Linked DNA regions of Homo sapiens: region 2 is linked to region 1. A link is a loop called in an ENCODE intact Hi-C map of the cell type or tissue named here. Cell type or tissue: HCT116. All regions are shown on one strand.

What was found. Peaks named below come from ENCODE experiments on the same cell type or tissue, not always from the same donor. Only the 100,000 strongest peaks of a DNase experiment are listed, where the experiment ranks them.
Region 2: it touches region 1 in a loop (16-fold over the local background); 10 of 110 quality-filtered maps call a loop at or near these places.

Annotation. Positions count from the first base shown.
Region 1 is chr18:9,967,961-9,975,960 of GRCh38, reverse strand. No RefSeq gene overlaps it. Among named protein-coding and RNA genes, the nearest start is that of VAPA, 58 kb to the right of the region's middle. In HCT116, a CTCF peak has its summit at 4,433 (motif pointing left); DNase peaks (open chromatin) are centred at 140 and 4,420.
Region 2 is chr18:11,036,699-11,044,698 of GRCh38, reverse strand. All of the region lies in intron 2 of PIEZO2 (piezo type mechanosensitive ion channel component 2), which reads left to right. Among named protein-coding and RNA genes, the nearest start is that of PIEZO2, 110 kb to the left of the region's middle. In HCT116, a CTCF peak has its summit at 3,670 (motif pointing right); a DNase peak (open chromatin) is centred at 3,668; H3K27me3 peaks cover 1,526 bases.

The DNA of each region.
Region 1 (8,000 bases):
AAGTCCCACACCTCCTTTGTATTAAAACTGCTGAAAACCAAAGACAAAGAGGCCATCTTTTAAAAGCCTGAGAATAATAGACAAATTCCTTAAAGGAGCAACAAATAAACTGACAGCTGACTATTCATAGAAACAGTGGAGCCCAAAGACAATGGAATGATATCTTTAAAGGGCTGAAAAAAAATAACTGAAAACCTAGAATTGTGTGCCCAACAAAATATCCTTCAAGAATGAAGGTGAAGTAATAACATTTCCAGATAAAATTTCTTTTAAAGAAAAGGCTGTGCCAACCACAGTTTAGGAAGCACAAGACTGCTCAAGGTTTTTCCAAGAACATCCTGTGGTGGGCAATAGGCTCTGCTAGTGGGCAGTCAGGGTTTCCAACTATCCATCCACCTGGAGTTCGAGGTAGAATGAAAACCTTTGGTCATCGTGAGGGGTGGGAGGAGTGACAGAAGAGGCCTCGAGACAGAGAGCCTGGGCTTCCTGCAAACATGGGCATGTGGCAGCTGAAGCATTTTAGTAAGAAAAATACAAGAAGTGTAATTATATTTATATTGGTGAAATGTCAAATATAAATTAGGAGTACTGAAAATTTGATCATGAGTCACTTGAATAAATTAGGGCTATTATTTTTCTCTCATGCCACATGAAATCCAGACAATTAGTATTAGTCCAGCAGCTCAAAAGTGTCAGGGCTGAGAATTCTGTAATTTTCTCAGTCTTTAGTTCACGGTTTTAAGAATAAACTTGAAGACATAAAGCCAATCAAATTCACCTTTCAATCTGGAGAAGAGGAAAGTAACACAAGGAGAAAGTAGTAGATGCCAAAATAGGAAAGTACAACTTCCCAGAAATTTCCAGCAGTCTTTCACTTCTGATTGTTCAGAAGAGTATCACATGACCTTCCCCCAACTACAAAGGATGCCAAGAAATGTAATTTTTTAGTAGGGCACAGTGCTACCCCAAACAAAAGCAGGGTTCCATCCGTGAAGAAGGAAAGAAGAATGGATCTTGGGTAAGGCAAGAGCAGTAGTGCTACCGCTCCAGGAAGGCCTATGACACATGAAATACCCTATTCCAACTTTGCATGTACAAATCCATTGTAATGTCTGCTTGGACTTCCAGAATACCTCTGTGCTGAGCAGTAAAAGTCTTAAAAATCACATTTTACTCTGGAATAAGCTGTATGGTGGTTTTGGTTGGTTTGTTTATTCTTGACAGATGACTCCATACTGAATTTGTGGAACATGGTTTCAACATCACAAGATTGTTTTATTCTTTATAGTCAATAAAAAGTGTTCTCTTAGAAGTCAAATAGCTTCATTAGAAAATGGTATGTTAAGAAATAAACATAAAACTATTTCCCAAAGACATAAAATCAGATTTTTTAATTGAAAGTGCCCTGAGGCCTCATTCCTTCCCACTGGGGAAAGTCCAGGACAACTACCTAATGATGCTAATGAACTCCACCTAGCCCCTCTCTCCCACACACACAACCTAATGAGAAGCAGACATTCCCAATGCTGCACCCCTCCAACTCCACCTCCAAGTTTGTTCTCCCTTCTAATGTAGACAGCTTCTGGCAGAATGAGCCGCTTTTGGAGAATGGTAGTAATTTCCATCTTCCTGGTAGATCATGCCAAAGGGAGACACCGTCCTTCTCCTCCCAGATGCTGGCCTTAGGACCAGATTTCCTTACCTGGAAACTTAACAGCCTCTGTCCACCTGCAGCCTGCCAAGGTGTTGTAGTAGGTGAGAATGTGGGCTTTGAGGACAGAGACCGAGGCTCCAATCCCAGCGCAGCTTCTGCTAAACAGCCATGTACAGCAAACAGGAAAGTATGCATCTTAACAGCCCCCTATAAAACATATGCCTTTTGTGGTCTCCATACTTATGGCCCTGGGACAACAGAGGGAAGGTACTTAGCCCCTTCACAGGACAAGAGGGCTGAAAAACAGGCTTAGATATTGAAACAATTGTAATTTTCTTCAGCTTCTAAAGAACCAAAGTCAGAGACTTTAATTCCATGCCACTCCTCGATGGTCATTATGACTAGAAGAGGAATTAATTAGGGAGGAGAGGGCTATACCACAGACTGCACCAGGGAGCTGGACTGGGAAATGAGGGGACCCAGGGTGACTGGACTCCAGGCAGCAGACCCAGGAGGGGAGAAGTCTATAGAGTTGGGGAAATGGACACCAGGCACGAAGGTCTCCCGATGTCGGTGTAGACTGGGCCTGCCCACAGGAATGCAGGAAGCAGCAGGCACCCCAAAGCCCAGCTCATCATGGCTCCACCCTGTGCAAAACCACTCCCTGAGGCCCCACCCGCTTCAGTCCCATTCTATGCAAAATCCTTCCCTGAGGCCACCCACACACATGAGGGGGTGACAGGGAGCCTCAGAGCTGGATGAGAACCAGAGACCCCCCAATCCCACAGCCACTGAGTCACCTGACACACACACTCCATGAGAACAGAGCAGGTGATTAAGGAGGAAGTTAAAACAATGAACGGTTATTAAAAATAAAAACACAGCATTCCCTGAAGGGATTTTTTTTAATTATTGGATTAAGACTAAATTTCATATCAAACAGAACTAAAAATGATTTTCCTCTCATCCTCTACCTAGCAGGTGAGAAATATCACTTTATCCATGAAACAAAGAAATAACATTTTCTCAGTCATGTGAGCTATGATTTAAGTCTGGAATCACCCCACGCCGCCTGTGTAACCCACAATATAGAGCACCAGTGTGTCAGTTTCCAATTGCTGCCATAACAAATTACCACGAATGTAGTGACTTACACAGCACAAATTCATTCTTGCAAGTCTAGAGGTCAGAAGTCAAATGGGTCTCACTGGTTAAAATCAAGGTGTCAGCAGGGCGGTACGCCTTCTAGAGGCTCTACAAGAGAATCTATTTTATGTCTTTTCCAGCTTCCTGAGGCCACCACATTCCTTGGCTTCTAAGCCCTTATTCAAGCCCTTTCCTCCATCTTCAAAGCCAGCAGCATCTGGCTGAGGCCTTTTCATGCTGCCATCTCTTTGGTTCTCACCTTTCCAGCCATAGAAACTCTTATGATTACATTGGACCCACCAGGATAACCCAGAATAATCTCCCTACCTGAAAGTCATTGGATTAGCAACCTTAATTATATGGGCAACCTTAATTCCCCTTTGCTGTGTAATCTAACGTATTCACAGGTTCCGGGGATTAGGGTGTGGATATCTTTGGGGGCCCCTTGTTCTGCCAACCATACCTGGTAAACCTTTTTCCTCTGTGGAAAGGGGAGATATGGGCCTGTTGGAGGGATTGCAGGAGCCAATGTAAGTAAACTGACAGCCACAGAGTAGGCGTTCATTCGTTTGTGGGTGATTCCCCCCTTGATCAAGCTCTGGGTCTGAGGCCTGCTCTAATCCATGGCCTGGCCCCTTGGTCTAACCCCATGGCTGTCACCTGGCCCAGACCAAGTGACATTTTCACCAAGTGCAATGGAGACACTCAGGAATTATGATTTTTGTCAAAGATAACCATCTTCTTCATCCTTAGCTCTTAGGTAGGGTGGTATGTTGAATGCACAGGCATGGTGTATGTGAATTTAGATCCATTCCAAACAGATGTTTGCAATACCAGAGGAACACGCCTGCCTGCCTGCCTGCCTGAGAGCACACGCGTTAAAGCTAAACTGAGTTCAAAAGCATTCAAGTTAATGAGATGGCCCTCATTAGAGTTCCAAAACAGTAAACTCAAAGACAATTGTGTCTTAACATTTTCAGCAATAAAAAAGTTAGGACTTTTTTGCTTTTTAAATTACTGTTTTTTTAAGCCCTTATTCAAGCTTGCTTTCCCCTCAGTCAGAGCTTCCAGTTGACAATGGGTGGACAAGATAGGCTATTTACATGTTAACATGTTGGGGGTGTGGTAAGAGAGATGTACATAGAACCCAGAATTTAATCATGAAATCAAAAAGTTATTCAACATTTGAGGGAAGGATCAGGTAAAGAAAAACACATAATGCCTTCTGTAATTATAAGACATTATAAAAAATTAATGCTTTCAACAAAGTAAGTCACACAGATGAAAGTTAGTAATGAAATTAAAGGTATTATTCTACTATATATTTTCATCAAAGATACCACAAAAGCTTACCCACATTATCACTGTAATTAGCCTAATTTTCTACTGGAAAAACAAACTCTTATATCTTCTAAGGGAGAGTGGAGAAGTTTTATATCTATCCTTAGAATCAAAAAGAAAGCTTCCTTCAGCCTGCAATTACAGTTTGCACTAAAAACTTAATAGTTTGATTTTGTTTGAGATGTGGGTTTTTGAAAGGAATTGGTTTATACTGTCTGTACTAAATGTCTATCAGTACAGACAGTGTAAACCAACTTGGGTTTTCCATCGTGCAGAAAGCCTCAAGACACAAGACCACACTGCCACCTCGTGGCAGGATCAGATTTTACAACAGTTGAATTTAATGGTTCACCAGCCTTCAAGTTACTATTCAGAATCACCAGCCTTCAAGTTACTATTCAGAATGTGAAAAGCGTGTGTTCTAGGTGGTTATAGTTTAGCACTAAGAAAAACAAGAGTCCGGGGACAGGTTGTTGGAGGTGCTGAATTAAAACAATTTTTTGGAGTGCTAAATCTTCCCATGGCTTCCTAGGAAAGGCGCTAGCCCAATTCCTTCTGCACCATCTAAAATTCAATGAGAAAGGGGCCCCTGGAGTGGAGTGACACCGGTTCCTCCAAGGACCCTCTGTTGTGTACATTAAAATTCAGCAGTGCCATTTAGCAAAAATTAAATCAGTAAGGCTTTGGAGGTTAGGAAACCAAATACACTTATTTACCTAGTTTTAGAAACCAAAAAGAAAAAAGCTCCAAGTATAGGAAATGCTTGAATCTGATGAAATGCTTGGGATCCCCATCCCAAACACGCCACAATTGTTAAAATATTGGGGTTGATGTTACGGAAAATTCCCTAAGAAAAATGATTTAGGACAATAGCCACCAGTTTACAGACAAAAACAGAAGGATGGCAAGCTGCACGTTCAGGGTGATGGGGGAATTAGAGGTGTGGCTCTCCAAGGCTCCTGAAATGTCCACCGTGTGGTCATTCTTGGAGGACGGAAGCTTTGTGATCCTAAAATAATTAAATAAGGTGATTCCTATTTTTAAAGCAACAGAATTTGCATATAACCATAATTGTTGTATAATCTTGACCCAGTTATCCAAATTAAGGCCCCAGATATCTTCCTAATCTGATGATGAAGTAGTCAAGCACCACGTCGCTTTCCCCAGAGCCCCTTCTCTAAATACAAGGACATGGCAGGGTGGCTTCCTCCATCGCCCCCGCTGAGAGAGCAGGACCCGCAAGTGCCTCAGACTCATTCCTGCAGAACCAAGCCCGGCTTGCTGGTCTCTGCGGCGGCACCAGCCCTGCTCCACGTTCTTCCCAAGCGGAGGCCTGAGATATTTCCACCAACTCCTCAGAGGGTGAGAAAGAAGTTTCGAGGGTTTCCCTTCAGGAGAACCACCAGCTTTTCATGATCCACTCTTCAGACCCACACCCGCAACCAAGGCTGGCCATGAACTCTGGTGGCTGAGCTGAGAGGGTGTCACCTGAGGGAAGGATCCTGCATCGTCACCTTTCTCTTGTGCTTGAGAGAGGGCCTGGACACAGACAAGTCCCCTTGAAGCTAAAGGAACCTCCCAGGCTCTGCAACTACCATCTCCCCCCGTGGGAAAACACCAAATTCCACAAAGCCACAGGCCAATCCTCTCCCCTCCCACTCCCTGGGCCCGGGGAGAGGAAGTCCCACCTTTCCCAAGGGTCAAGGCTTGCCTGCTTTCCAAATGGCCACTTCCAGGATGGCTTTCCAGAAAAGTCTCCATGCAGGCACACCTATATGTTTCCAGAAAAGTCTCAACGCAGTCCCTGCAGTCTAAGGCCAGCATCGGCCCATCTCCCAAAGTCAGTGTGGTGTGGCTTAACACACCGGCTCACCCTAAATGTGCACTGAAGGGGCCCTGAACTACAATGAAGGGGACGCCCCGAGCCAGCAAACCCCGAGGGGCTGGGCGTGCCAGGCAGCTGTGGAGCCGGTGGAAGCAGTGAAGTTGGCAGCACTGGCATCGAATGCCAGCCAGGGAACCAAGAAAAGGCCACTCTTAGTAAGAAAGTGGTGACTTCGTGAGTGGAAGAGTTGAGGTAAGAAGTTATGGCCATAGAGGATATTTCTGCAACTCGGATGAAAGGATCGCTGTGATTGGAAAGCAGTTATCTGCAGCCGAGATTTCAGAGATGTTTCTGCCCAGTGGTGACAAAAACTCTCCCTCAGGACAGTGAATGACAGGTGTGTGAAGAAAGTGCCCTGGAAGGGGGAGGTCAACAAACAGCAACCCGCCCAGCGATGACCCCCGAGAGCGTGGCGGGCAGGGGAGGGTGCAGGCTGGAAGAGGGAAGGAGCGAGGTGGGCTGAGGGCGGCGCGAGCTGGAAACAAGCCTGGGCTGTTGCAAGAGGGAGGAAAGAAAACCTCAGAACAGGCGTGAAAACGAGGAAGGAAACCAGCCCCTCCTCCCAGCGTGGAAGGGTCTTCTCCATTCCAGACCACAGCAGGGCCCCCAGGAGACATCTCAGCTTCTGTTGGAGCCTGGCGGCAAAAGGCTGTCCCTAGAAGATGAAGAGCGAGGAGGTTTGTGGATCCCATATGGGAAGTCTGGAGCTCTGCGCAGAAATGAAGATGAGGAGAAGCAGGCGGGGTAGGTTTCAGTTGAGGCAGGGCTTTCAGATTTTTCTTTTAACCACAATCCGTAGTAAGAGCCCATTTTATATGGCTACCCCGTGTGCATGCACAATTGTGCGTTTTCTCTCTCTCCTTTCAAAAAAGACTTACTGAGCACCTAACTGTATGCCAGGCCGTTAACAGGCACTGGGGAGGCAGCAGTGAACAAAACGTCTGAAAGCGCTGCTCTTAGGGAGCTTGCGTTCTGGTGGAGGAGCAGACCGCAAGAGAAATGAAGACAGGTATGGCACATTCCATGGGGGTGAGGGGAGCCCGAGCGAGGGGCCAGAGTGTGAAGGGACGGTGCCATTGTTCAGTTGGAGAGACCCAGGAAGGCCTCACGGAGAAGGTGACCTAAGTGAAGGCTGGGAGAGCTGAGGAGTGAGCCCCGCGGACACACAGAGGACAGCACTGGGGCAGAGGCCACAGCGGGTATAGGCTCCGGGACTGGAATGTGCGAATGCTCCGTGAATATCCAGAGACCAGCGTGACGGCAGAACGACGTGGGGCGAGTGGAGGGAGAAGGAATGGGGCTAGAGGGGGAAGCGGGGTCAGGGCAGGGACGCTGGAGCCCTGCGGGCCAGTGCCAGCTCCCCACTCTTACTCACGGTGAAGGGGGACGGCTTGGAGAGTCTGAGCACAGGAAAACACCCCTCCGACCTGTGTTTAACAGGACCGCTCTGGTTCCTGCTCTAAGACAGGCTGAGGGGACACGGGGGCGCCTGGGAGACCTGCTGAGACTGTCGAGGAAATGAAGGAAATAGAGGGGACAAAACATGGAAGTGGCAAGAAGCAGCTGGGTTCTGGGTGTGTTTTGAAAGTAGAGCCAGCAGCAGCGTTGACAAGACGGGCTGTGCTGTGGCATGGGAAGGAAGGGAATGCTCCAAGCAAGGATGACTCCGAGGTTTGAGTGAAGGAAAGAATGCGGATGGGGGAGGCCTGCATGGAGCAAGCCTGGGTGTGAGGGAGACTGGATTCAGTTCTGGACATATTAAGTCCGAGGTATCGGACACATGGCCAAAGTCGTTGGGGATGTAAGTCTATAATTCGAGGACATATCTGGGCTGGGAGCAGGGAAGAGGGGCGAGGGGACAGATGGAAAGCCGGCGCTCTGTGGTTACGAAGAAAGAGAGCCCGGGAGAGCCGAGAGTCACCCTCACCGATCTGTGATAGGGAAGGGTCACAAGTTCCCACCCGCGACTCAGGA
Region 2 (8,000 bases), 1.1 Mb before region 1:
CATGAATAACAAGAATCAACTGTATAGATTTCACAGTAGAATGTGAGGGTTAGGTTTGTAGTGACACAGAGGCTTGAAAAAGGAAAGTACGACCATCATACTTTTTGCAACACATTTCTTTAAGGTGGTTATGTATTCCTATCTTTGAAAATAGTGTGGCCTAGGAAAGCCTCTATAAAATGGCTACAGCTTCCTCTTTAGTGAAGTATTCTCTGTATTTGATTCACAATTAGTGGTAACTTTTCTGAAATGTTTTTTAGAAGGCCTGGAACTTTAAACTTAAGACTCAGTCTGCATCTCAAAGTGCCGTACTGTGTTAGTTGAGTGTTATCCTTACAGGTGCAAAGAAGCGGGTGTGAAAGAAACTTGTACTTGTGTTTTATTTTCAATGCTTAAGTTATTATTAATAATATTTGTTTCCACATTTTGAAAAGACTTTATTTGTTATAATACAACAATTTCCTGAGGTAGTATTATTTAAATATATATTTTATGTATAATATATATTATATTAGTGTGTGTGTGTATATATATATATAGTATATTAGTATACACAAACACAAAGAAAATTTTCCTCAAAATTTTTTTATCTCAATTTTGGATTCTAAAGTATCCTACTTTATTAAAATGCATGAAAGGAATAATAGCATAAATCTTGGGAAATGTCAGTACTAACATACTGATAAGATCATTTTTACTTACAATGGTATTCTTTTTAAAAATACCAGCCAGACACGGTGGCTCAACCTGTAATCCCTGCACTTTTGGAGGCCAAGGCAGGTGGATCACCTGAGGTCAGGAGTTCATGACCAGCCGGGCAAACATGACGAAACCCCCTGTCTCTACTAAAAATACAAAAAAATCAGCCAGGCATGATGGCACGTGCCTATGGTCTCAGCTACTCAGGAGGCTGAGGCAGAAGAATTGCTTGAACCCGGGAGGCGGAGGTTGCAATGAGCCTGGGCAACAGAGCAAGACTCGGTCTCAAGAAAAAAAAAAATCAGTAAGCTCTCTGTGTATTTTGGGAAGTATATGTGTTTAGGGATAATATGGATACTTTTTTCCAGTAGATTTCATGATTCTTTTCTTACTCTCAGTTCTTGTTATACTGATAGATTTGTTGTCTCTCTCTTGCTCTCTCAACCTCTCTCTCTCCTACAGAGAAAAAATCTCCAAAATTAACATAAAAATTACTACAGTCTACACACACCTGTTATTACATGTGTTTGTGTTGTAGTTATGATTGCCAGATAAATTGTTTGAATTTCAGACATACAACAAGTAATTTTTAGCATACTAATACGTGGGACATTTATACCAAAATATTGAATTATTCATTTGTATTTGAAGTTGAAATTTAAATGTATGTGCTGTATTTTATTGTCTAATCTGGTAACCCTAATAATCATACATATATGTTCTGTGAGTGTGTGTGTGTGTGTGTGTGTGTGTGTGCGTTTAAAGGGAGGAGATATTTCCTCTTTTTTCAAATCACCATTTGCTTGGCTCAGTTTGGGCTCCATAAGATAAGCATTTGTAGACTCCAGTCTTCAATTTAATGCAAAAGTTGATCTACTCTACCAAGTGTTCATTTATACAGACATCATACGTTAACAACAAAACATACTAGAAATTTGATCAGGCTGGGATTATGGTTAGCCAATTAGACTTGTATCTGGAGTACCCCTCCTTTCTATGGCCAAACAATTTTTTTGGATAATATATTTTTGTCTTTAGAACCAAATTACTGATAAAACCAATAATTATCCTCAGATTCTTCTTTGAAGAAGTATTTTCTGTATCTCATTTAACCATAAATTTAATTCAACTTGGAAGGTTGATTAGCATCCCTGAATTATTTTATTAGCTTGAGTTACATACTGACATTTTACAATCTACTTAATGTGCTATGGATTTTATTTCTGGCATTTCTTTTCCTGCCCCCCAAAGGTGTATGACATCTGAGCAAATCTGAGACCAAGCATGCCCATCTGGTGACAATGACGATTGCCTTTCTAATGGGTAGCCTCCTCTCAGGCACTGAGATGCAGTAGCATGTAGGATGGAAAGAGTCCACATCTGTGGACAGGTCACCCTGTTCTCTAACCTCAGCTTTCCACCCTGCCTCCCACCACAGCGAGTCTAGCTCAGACAGCATTATCTCAGGGCATCATTGTTTTGCAGACAAGAAACCGACACTGGTCACTGGTGATGTTTATTCATTCACTGTTTTGATTGATGAAGTAGTCAAACTTCCTCTTCCCACACTAGCTATCTAAAATGTGGCCACACAAGGGTCAGAGAGGACTGTGTGTATGAAGTGCACATGGCCATCCCCAGCCTGCAGGCCTGCGTGGGTGGGGTGGGATCTGACCCTGTGTGACTGAGCTGTGACAGCTGCTCCTGGCTCCTCATAGCAGCCCTCCTCCTGAGACTGTGGGGACGAGGGCTAGATCTCAGATCCAGGGTCTGTCCTCTGAGAAGTCATCTTTACAGGCGGATTTCTTAGTGTTTTTCATTGGCAGAGGCAGGCTTTTCCTTGTGTGACCTCAATGAAAGTATATTTGATCATCCTTAGAGGAGATGACTAGAAGGTACTCCATATTGTCTCTCCCCAGAACACTGCTGAGAGGCAGCATTTTTACCAGAGAGATGATTTGGCCTTCAGCAAGTAATCTGAAATAGAAATGATGGATAGAAGACGCTAGCCAACCAGGAGCTCAGAGAAGATGGTCATCTAGACAGAGATACCTGGGGCATGGCAGTCATGGAGAAGAGTCACTGTCACTCTTTCTGCTCAGTCCTAGAGATAGTTTTCAATGCCACTGCATTTTGCCCTAAGTGGTAATATAGATACTGAATGAATGGATGTTACTCTGCTGGAGATTTCAATAAAGAGGTAGTAAGTAGGTTCCTTGTTGGGTTTTACTCAATTTTCCAAATTTGTATAGCATTTACATTCATTTACATTTTTATAAGTTGTCGTTAAGCAGCAATAGTTTGTATTTTTTTTACATTAAGAAGAACCATACAAATTGACATCGTAGAAAAATGATGAAAAAATGTAGTGTAAACACAAAAGACCACAGATGTGGAGAGATAATATGGTAAAATAAACAATGAGTAACATCATGATGTCCTTCAGTTCCAGCTATTTAGTATAAAAACCCACTGACCTTTACAAACAATGAAAGTGACTGTGTGGAGTACAGGATGGATTCTATAGGGCTGTTTTTGCTTTGAAATCATGCCTTTGTCTATTCATGAACTCGAGGCTGAACTTCCAAGGCCACTCTTTCCTCCAATCTGCACAGACTTTCACAGCTTCTGAGCTCGGTGTTTAATTTCTCTTTCTCTTTATCCTTAGGGCTCTTGATTAAATTTGGGAACTTGTGAATTATGTAGTCCCATCTACTTAGCAGCTGGAGGGCAGCTTCTCTGAACTTTGAATTTTGCATATTTTGCAGATATTAATACATGACTGTTTAGGGTTCCCTGGCAGATTATTCCAAAAACTTTTGGGCAGTGATGAGAACAGTTTAATTTGAAGACAAACCATTTCATAGTTCGGGTTTTAGAATTCGTCTTTTCTCCCACCTGCCTTGGACTGTCCGTTTTCAGAGGATGCCCTAACTTTCCAGGTTGTGTGCCTGGTCTCACCCAGAGAAAGGGTTCTGCTTCCACCAGAGGGAGCTGTTTTGTAGAAAACAGTTCAATGTGGCATTTCAAGGACTTTCGGACCATTCCCACTCACCCCATTTAATTGGCCTCATTCCTAATTTTTCTAGAAAAATTAAAATAATTTTAACTGATCTTTTATTTTAAGTGTTATTTGAGGTTTGAATTGTGAAAAAGTAAGAATGTTTTTCAGAAAGGAGACTAATGGAATCCAACTTCATGAAAATCAAATTTATTGGGAAGAAAAGTGGCACTAAGAACTGACTTAATGTGAAACCAAAATACACTTTTTTCGCCCACATTGAGGATAATTATGGGGACGAGGACCAAAAGATAGGAGGAATGATTTCAGAAAGAGACGTCTCTACTCTGGGTACAAATGCACCTAATATGCAGGTACATAGATCATATTAGAATATGTATTTTCTATATGAATGATACAATCCTGAAAATTACGTAACATTCACATTCCCAGCCAAGTACTTCTGTGCTATTGTTCAAAAACAGCAACAAAACATCCCCTTATGTAGCTAATTTAATTATACCACAGAATTGCTTTACTTATCAATAGTGAAGATGACAGTTAAAACCCTGATTATGTTCTGATCAATTTAGTCATTACCTCCTCAACCTTTATTGGATATTTTCTTAGTTAGGACTTAAGATATAAAGAAAAATAAATAAAATAATGTCTCTAAACTCAAGGAGTTCAAAATTTAATTCTGAGGTTATATTTAGAAACAGTGCTAAAGGAGTAAGCGTAAGGTGTCAATAATAATAATAGAAGAAATAGCTAAAATGTATTGTTCTAAAAGGGAAGAGAATGGACTTCTTCTGGACTTGTTGAAGAGCAACTACTGAAAATTCTGATTTTGGTTTGACATAGCTGATATGAAGCCTTTTTTTTTTTTCAGATGGTATTTAGCCAACAAGAACTCTATGATTTTTGAGGCTTTTCCTGAAAAGTTAAAGCAGGTTCATGTCATCTGTAGAGGTGTATATTTGACTTTCTGGACTACAGTTTATCCAAGGCTGTTCCAACTTGTATAGCTCTCATTTAAAAAGCAGAGTCTGTGTGTCTATACGGGGTGGGGAGGGTTGGAGAGGTTAATGCAGTTGTATTTCCTTTTCGTAAGAATGCATCAGGAAGCTAAATCCTTGAAGGGATCTTAAAATATCAAGTATTTTAGCTTATTTTGCTAGTTTTTAATTCTGAGAGTGGTGATGAAAAGGGGAAGAAATTTTGTGTGTGTGTGTGTGTGTGTGTGTGTGCCTATTTAAAATAGATTCAACTTAAGAAGTGAAGTTATATAGGTTAATAGGATGACATATATAATCATCCAATCAACCAATAAAGATATAGGATAATATATGTCATCCCATTGACCTATATAACCTCACTTCTTAAGTTGGATCTATTACATGTGGATCATATATATATGTTAGTTATATGACACATATAGTTATATATATGTCAGTTAGAGGAGAGTGAGAAAGGAGTATTCAGGATATTTGCTTGAATGTTTGACAGGAGAGCACCACTGTTCTGTGACGTAAAACCAGAAAATGGAGCATAATAAAAACATTCGCCAAAGCAGGCTAGTTTAAGAAGAAATCTGTTCAAACGATGTCTCTAATATCTTGGAGCCTGCAATAGCTTTTTTCCGCCCTTTCTGCCTATAGAATGTTCCATTTGTCTGTTTTTCCCCTTTCTGCCTACAGAATGTTCCATTTGTCTGCAAAATTAAAGTCAATGCATGTGTGTTATCTTCTGCAAAGAGTGTGCTGCTGTCACCCAATCGCTTGTTGAGCCCAGCATTGCGGGAGGGATTTTATGCATGCAGACCATGCTAATGAATTTCTATGTATTACTTTAAGCTATAGAGGTTGTATTCGTTCTGTTCTTTCCTTTCCCTTCCTTTCTGTTCCCTTTTGTTTTATTTTCAGCCTGGGATCTTACAGACTGCCTGAGCTTGGTTGTTAAGACTAATTTTGTGAATTAGACACATATCCTAAACAATATCTTTTGCCCAGTTATTTTGCGTAAGGATATATCAAACACCTATCCACCTATGTCTAGTCAAAGCTACAGTGGTTTCAAAATCATGATTCTTACTGTCTTCTTTTTTATCTTAAAGAGGTTGGAAACATTGGAAAATTCAAGCATAGCCCTTTATAGATTTTTTAAGTTTCATATGTTATCTAATTTGTGTCTCACCGTTATACCTATAGGTTGTATAGAGCTAATTTTATTTGTATGTATGCATGTATTATACATTTAATCAATGCAGAAATTGAAATGTTGAGAAGATACATAATTTACCCAAGAACACTTATTAAGCAAGTGGTAGGGCCAGTAGAGGAAGCCACGTTTCTGGGCTCTGATGGAATGCTCTTTCCTGACTACATGCTGCTCCTCAGCTGCACTGTGGGGTGTTCACAGGTCATAGATACATTCAGTCTTCATCCAGGGGTTTGCAGGAGGAGTACTGCCTCCCATATCTCAATGGGTGTTGGAAAATGATGAATGAGCACAAGAAACTGCATTGTACCTAAAACTTTTGGAATGGGTGGAGATTCTTAAATAAGGGCCTCCGGCTTACACTTGGCATGGGAATGGTTACCTTTTAATTTCCTGTCATTGAGTAAGTTTGAGTTAAAAATTAAGGAAGGAAAATACAACTTAGAAATAATATTGCTCAGCTAAGCAGTTTAAAGATTTGTGGCTTTTTCTTGCAAGCAATTTACATTATCCAAGCAGAATATGATGAATTATATGTGAACGGGTGGTATGATTTTTATGGCTGTGTTACTGTATAGTGGTTCTGGTGACTAGGACCTAGAGAAAATGAGAAAGGTTATAAAGACTGTAATTTTACTAGAGTTCTCTTAAAGTGTGCAGAGTATCTTTTACAATGTTTTGAGCCAATGAAAAACAAGTGTGACTTCCTCCTTCTTATCTTACATCTCACCTACTGTTGTTTAACTCAGAAGTCCAGGTGGACATAAATGCATACAAGTGTGTGGCAATGGGGTATTCAGGTTCTTACTCAGAGTCTTATTTGGTCCAGAAGTGTTTTTGATATGGAGACAAACTTGGAAAGGAAAATTCGTTTGCAGAAATTATTTAAGTGCCTAACAAACCTATATGGATGGAAACATTAAGAAAACTTTGCATATTATAGCCCCTGTTACTTTGACATAGAATCATAATTCTGGAAGAAATCCACAAAGGTCAGCAGGCTTTTCTTTGTTTTTCTTCAGTTAGGCACCAAGTCAAACAGACTGCCGGAGTCACAGGCCTGTCATTTCATATGTGTTTAACAGCAAAGTGGTCTTCTGGAAAGAGGGCTGGAAACAGGGAGAGTGCTTTCAGAAATGGCAGAGTAGGTTAGCTTCTTTTATGAAGTTCCCTCTCATTCCAATCCATAATAATCTCTCTCTTCTGAACCCCTATAGGACATAAAGTCCATATTTCACAATTTAGGACTTACAATCTACTCTAATTGCTCAGAATTTTAAAAAATAAGTGTGAATTGTGTTGAACTGAATTGTATTTTTCTTCCAATTTATTTCATAGAACATAGAATTGGAGCTCAATAATTATTTTTTAGTTTAGCTTGTTTGCAAACTGACCAATACATTAACAATAAACGTTTTCATTTCTGTTTCTTCTCTCCTCTTACGTGGCATACAATTTCTAGGATACATCTTTTAAGTTGGGATAATACACTGTTGGGGTAAACATATAACTTTCTCTGTAATAAGTGTTGCAAAACGAATTCCATACTGTACTTTTCTGTTTTATAAGCTAGAGGCGAAGGATGCTTTAAAAAGTTCTGACTGGCCGACATGGTGAAACCCCGTCTCTACTACAAAAATACAAAAATTAGCCAGGTGCAGTGGTGGGTGTCTGTAATCCCAGCTACTCAGGAGGCTGAGCCAGGAGACTCACTTGAACCCAGAGGTGGAGGTTGCAGTGAGCCGAGATCGTGCCATTGCACTCCAACCTGGGCGACAGAGTCTCGCTCTGTCACACACACACATGCAAACACACGCACACAAATAAGAAAAAAAAATTCTGACTGCAAGTATGAAGTGCCTGGGTCCACGTGGAGTTTATATCTATTGCAATATAATTACGGGATTTTAACACATCACTCTCAATCACAGGACATAACAACTGTCAGTGTGTGACCTGGTTTGGCATGCAGATACTTACCCATGAGGAGAATAATTCAGTATCAAGGAGATATCAAAGTAATTCAATTTTATTATGATTTTAATGATACTTTCTCCAAATTTATCGCATAACACAAACT